Linked DNA regions of Homo sapiens: region 2 is linked to region 1. A link is an interaction called in ENCODE POLR2A ChIA-PET data of the cell type or tissue named here. Cell type or tissue: GM12878. All regions are shown on one strand. Each heading gives the region's core, and the rest is flanking DNA. Links, peaks and the distances in the headings are about the cores only.

Evidence for each region. ChIA-PET counts read pairs that join two places held together with the same protein. Peaks named below come from ENCODE experiments on the same cell type or tissue, not always from the same donor. Only the 100,000 strongest peaks of a DNase experiment are listed, where the experiment ranks them.
Region 2: POLR2A ChIA-PET joins it to region 1 with 5 read pairs; 7 of 35 experiments call an interaction of 5 or more read pairs at or near these places.

Annotation. Positions count from the first base shown.
Region 1 is chr13:98,497,378-98,500,287 of GRCh38, reverse strand. All of the region lies in intron 2 of STK24 (serine/threonine kinase 24), which reads left to right. Among named protein-coding and RNA genes, the nearest start is that of FARP1-AS1, 63 kb to the right of the region's middle. In GM12878, for the core only: no CTCF peak of the experiment used is centred there; no DNase peak of the experiment used is centred there.
Region 2 is chr13:98,595,151-98,598,060 of GRCh38, reverse strand. No RefSeq gene overlaps it. Among named protein-coding and RNA genes, the nearest start is that of STK24-AS1, 19 kb to the right of the region's middle. RefSeq lists an enhancer at 1,212-1,261. In GM12878, for the core only: no CTCF peak of the experiment used is centred there; a DNase peak (open chromatin) is centred at 1,430.

The DNA.
Region 1 (2,910 bases), core at 289-2,788:
AAGTGCAGTCAGTAATAGCTTTCTGTGGGCCTCCTGCTCATTTGCTGTGGTTGAAATGCATTTCTTAAAATGTTTGTTTTTAAAACTAGATGAAGTGACAAAGGACCATGAAGCATTAAATAAAAGGCAATTCCTGAAATAGCATATTAATGTTTTAAATGGTTTTGTTTTCCAGTAAATAGCTCTCTGAGTGATGCAGTGGGATTTGAGAGAAAAGAAGCTGCAAGGTATTTGTGAATGTCCTGTTCCTTAGGAAACACAAAGTAACACTAGCACGCACATCACAGGAGCTGAACCCTGCAGTAGGTTAAAATCTTCAGCAACAGATTGAGAGATTGAGGGGATTAAAGGGTTCTGATTAACACTGTGTTATCCTGAAATCTTTTTGTCTCAATTTTTCGTGTTCTCTGCCTCAGGTGGGTATGGCTCACGCTCCTGCATTTAGTCCTTTCAGTTAAGAAGTCAGTCACCGTTGGGAGTGTGGAATGCAGCTGTGGGCAGGCTAGTGACCTCTGCCCTCAGCTTTGGGCAGCAAGACCTTGTCTTTGCTGATCAGGGCTTCCAGTGCTTCCGCTGGTCCTTCCTTACCTCGGCTACTGATCACTGCTCCCTGCTTACTCTTGGAACACTCTTCTAGTCCAAGCCTGGGTTTCCAGTCTCTGCACCTGGCCTGCCCCCTCTCCTTCTCAGATCCACACAGGGAAGCGATGACGCACCCCACCCCTGAAATGCCCCATGGAAACATGACATTCCACCTGCCCCATCAGTGAGTTCTTTCAGCTGATGAGCCAGGACTCAGTGAATTAGTCAGAAGTTACCTTTTCCAAGGGATTGATGAGAGGGTGCTTCTTTCCATACGCAATCACTCCAAGTGGGAACACACCAGGAGGGTGTGAAAATGCAGGTGCCGCATCCCCACCCGACTGACCTGATTTAAATTCCCAAGGTGCGGGATTCCCTCTGCCGTGCGTCTGGGAAATGTGTTCATGCCTTGCAAGTGTGAATGTGTGGAGAACATTAGGCCCTTACTTGAAGCTGGTTTTTTTTTTTGAGATAGAGTCTTGCTTTGTTGCCCAGGTTGGAGTGCAGTGGTAAAATCTCGGCTCCCTGCAACGTCCGCCTCCTGGGTTCAAGTGATTCTGCTGCCCCAGCCTCCCGAGTAGCTGGGATTGCACCACTATGCTGGCTAATTTTTGTATTTTTAGTAAAGACAGGGATTCGCCATGTTGGCCAGGCTGGTCTCAAGCGCCTGACCTCAAGTGATCCACCCGCTTCAGCCTCCCAAAGTGCTGATTATAGGCATGAGCCACCGTGCCTGCCTGAAGCTGTTTTCAAAGGAACCGTTGAGGATGGAATCATGAATGGTTTCTTGGAGACAGAAAATCTGGAGACAGAGTTACCAGAACATTTTTCCCCAGTGGCGGTCTGGGATGCCTCAGCCTGGCTCTGTCCTGTTTTCCCTTCCCTTTCTGTCCCACTGGCTCCTGCTGTGTCTGCCATGGGTCTGCAGACAGGAGGACATGGGCAGGTAATGCCTCCTGGATTCTTGTGCAGGGTGTACAGTGGGGAGACGGCAGGGGAGGAGGGACAAAGAAACCATTCTCTCATGTCCATCTAACCTGATAGCCAGGTGTTCAGTTCCAGGCCTTGGGCAGCCAGGTCCAGCCCTAGAGGTCCTCACACACCACTCTTTCACTTGCAGAGAAGACTCACCAGAATTTAGGGGCTCATCCCAAGTTACAGGATCCCATTCTTTCCCAACCAATGCCCTCATTTTACCAGCAGACACCCCATGAGTCTGGGAGGTCAACTTGTAACTTGTCATTCAACCAATCACAGGATGAGGTCCTGGCTTTGCTTTTCAGCAATCTCAGCCCAGTGACTGTAGGAGGAGAGACTTTCCCTCCAGCCACACCTAGCTGCTCTTAGATGATTTGATGCAGTGCTTGAGCTGAGCATTTGAATTCCTTAGTTCATCCTAGTCTTTCACCACTTTGTCCAGTGACATTAGGAGCAACCAACCAACATCATATTCTCAGTTTTTCAAAGATGTTGGAAGGGATCATACACAGAGTTAACTTAGACCCTTCTTGTAAGTCTTTCGAGTATCCAGTGCAGACGTCTATCATATCTCTATCAACAGTTCAAACAATAGACCATCAGTGCTCAGCTAACTGGACACAACATCATTAGCATCTTAAGATCCAATCAGATGAGAGAGCCAATTCCAGAAACTCCAAAACCAATTCAGAAAATGCATCCATAAGACTTTGTTCCTCTAGAACCACTCTTGGTACCAAAATAGGTGTAGTGGGGTGTGGGCTTGGGACTCCCTGAAGTGAGTTGGTGGCTCAGTTGCTGAGTGCAGCCAGTCCCACTTGGTCTTTCTTGGTGAATTGAGGGTAGATTCCTTTAGAGAGTTAGTGTTACAGTTCACAGCATCTGTCCCCAGGACGCTGTACCCTGTTGTTTTTCCATTGCTGTGCCAGTTTTCTCTGTACATCCTGGTATCCACCCAGCTCTGCGCCAGGGATGGGAGGAAGGTGCCGTCTTCTTTTATCTAAATGAGAGACAAGCCAATGGGCAAGTCCAGAGCCAGGGTGTGGGTGGTCCACAGAATTTGTGTTAGTGGCTGGAGCTGCCCTCCTGAGCTTTGCCAGCAGGGCCCAGGTCTCCTGAGCCACCTCTGTTTTGGGAGCTCTTGAATTCCTCAAAGAGCATGACAGGTCATTTGAGGTAAGCAGTGTGAGATTGGGACAAGAGGTTCTGACCTCTCTTTCATGGCGTCCTGGTTTTCACTAGGGCATCGTCACTGTATCTGTGACATGGAAGGCAAAACAAGGGAACAGAAACATTGGTGTCTTACTCTTTTTGATCTGGCAGGCAGGGAAAAAGAAATGTGCCTTATAA
Region 2 (2,910 bases), core at 97-2,596, 98 kb before region 1:
TAGGGCTTCTAGTATTTAAAGGATGGGTAAGACTGGACGTGATGGCTCACGCCTGTAATCCCAGCACTTTGGGAAGCTGAAGCAGGAAGATAACTTGAGGTCAAGAGTTTGAGACCAGCCTGGCCAACGTGGTGAAACCCCCGTCTCTACTAAAAATATGAAAAATTAGCTGGGTGTGGTGGTGCACGCCTGTAGACCCAGCTACTTGGGAGGCTGAGGCAGGAGAATTGCTTGAAGCCGGGAGGCAGAGGTTGCTGTGAGCCGAGCTAGTGCTACCACACTCTAGCCTGGGTGACAGGTGAGACTCTGTCTCAAAAAATAAATTAAAATAACATAAAATAAAATAAAATAGCCGGGCGTGGTGGCTTACGCCTGTAATCCCAGCACTTTGCAAGGCCGAGGCGGGCAGATCACAAGGTCAGGACATCGAGACCATCCTGGATAACACATTGAAACCCCGTCTGTACTAAAAATACAAAAATTAGCCAGGCATGGTGGCGGGTGCCTGTAGTCCCAGCTACTTGGGAGGCTGAGGCAGGAGAATGGCGTGAACCCAGGAGGTGGAGCTTGCAGTGAGCCGAGATTGCGCCACTGCACTCCAGCCTGGGCGACAGAGCGAGACTCCATCTCAAAAAATAAAAAAAATAAAAAAATACAATACAATACAATAAAGGATGGGTAATACTTATTAAGCCCACTGGGGATACTAAGAAGGAGAAACCTCAAAGGTCAGAGGCAACCAGAAGAACATTATAATACAAATGTCAATGGAAGAGATTGCTTCCAGAAGCCAGCATAGCCAACTATGTCAGGTGCCATGGTGAAAAGACAGAGGGCTGCAAATTGCCCATGAACTATATCTGCCTAGGTTATGGTGAATTGAATATGGCTACATGGTTTCTGAGGACTGGTGGGGGTGTGCACCAGGTTGGAGGGGTCTGAGAAGGGAGGATAAGGTAAAGGAATGGAACACACTTCCAAGAAGTTTGTCCGTGGAGGGAAAGAGGTACTGCAATGGTAGCTGGAGAGGTATGTGAGGTGGAAGGAAGGTTGTTTTTCTTTTTTCTCTTTTTTGAGATGGAGTCTCGCTCTGTCGCCCAGGCTGGAGTGCAGTGGCGCGATCTCAGCTCACTGCAACCTCCACCTCCTGGGTTCAAGCAATTCTCTTCCTCAGCCTCCCGAGTAGCTGGGATTACAGGCGCCCGCCACCAGGCCCAGCTAATTTTTGTATTTTTAGTAGAGATGGGATTTCGCCATCTTGGCCGGGCTGGTCTTGAACTCCTGACCTTGTGATCCACCCACCTCATCCTCCCAAAGTGTTGGGATTACAGGCTGAGCCACCACACCTGGCCTGTTTTTGTTTCTTTTAAAATGGAAGAGGCATGAGCATGTTTAAATGCTGATTGGAAAGACTGAGTCAAAATGAGAAACTTAAGATACAGAAGTGATAGGGAACCAGAGATAGCATGAGGTCACTGAGAAGGGGGCGGTGGAGGAAGTGGACTCAGATGTGAGAAAGGGCACATCCCCTTTATAACAACAAGAGAGGATTTGGACCAATGTCAATAGGTTTACAGACGTGGTGGTGAGATTCAGAACCATCTCTCTTCTGATGGATTCTGTTCTTGGGAAAGCAGGAGTGAAGGTCATGGCTAAGAGAGATGGATGGAAGTGGGAGTGCTGGGTGGTAAAGGGCACAGGAAGAATGACCACCTAGAGCAGCAGAGGTGTCTGCAGGCAGAGTTAGGGCCCATTTGAGACTGGTGACCCTGGCCGGGTGTGGCTGCTCATGCCTATAATCCCAGGACTGTGGAAGGCCAAGGGGGGTGGATAGCTTGAGGCCAAGTGTTTGAGACCAGCCTGGGCAACATAGCAAGACCCCATCTCTAAAGAGAGATAGGGAGACAGACAGACAGACAGACAGACAGACAGACAGACAGACAGACTAGTGACCTGAAGCCTATAGCCAGCAGGCTGTACAGAGAGATTTACGCTAGCTACTCAGCTGCCCAAGGGCAGGATGCAACAGGTGAACGTTTGGTCCATCTAGTGTTGGAGATTTGTTGGGTGAACATGCAAGAAAAGTACAAAGAGAAATAGAGCTTAGTCTAAGCTATTGAAAAGAAGGTTCTCTAGGCTATGGGACCTGGTACACAGCAGGTTCACAAGAGTTGTGTTGATTATTATAGGAGAATGTCCTATCATCCCCTCAGCCCTCCACCATTCCTGCCTGACCACTGTCACCTAAGCATACAACTCCAGCCTCTTTGCCCCAACGCATAAGCTATACAGATGTGAAAGTGCTTTTGACCCCAGAAGTGACATTTACTCCACATAGTCATTTTTCGGTTATTTTATGTGTCCCCAGTTCATTATTCTCTAGAGGAGAAAGTAAAGTCTCAGAAATTGGGTTCTTTGTTCAGATGTTCACTTTACCACTAGAGTAAGGTTATGTGCAGCTAGTTCTGAGACTCAACAAACAATTCCACCTAAGAAAAATCATCATCAGATGAGACATAGTATATCATTTATTACAAACATCATAACTTTTAAGATTCTTTATTGAGAAAATCACATTTTTCTAAATATAGTTGCACTTACAGTCTTTTGTTAAGTGGCTTATGACTTACTAGTCTGTAAGGATTACATTTGGTCTGCTATCTGAAAATGCAAAATTTCTACAGAAGAGGATTTCAACATAAAGGTCACATTAGGAATGAGTAGTGACCAAATCGGGACATAGGAAGTTGGGCAAATAACACTGCTTCTTTCCTTTTTTTTTTAGACAGGGTCTCCCTCTGTCACCCAGGCTGGAATGCAGTGGCACGATCTCCCGTCTCCTCTCACTGCAACCTCCACCTCCCAGGCTCAAGGGATCCTCCCACCTCAGCCTCCTGAGTAGCTGGGACT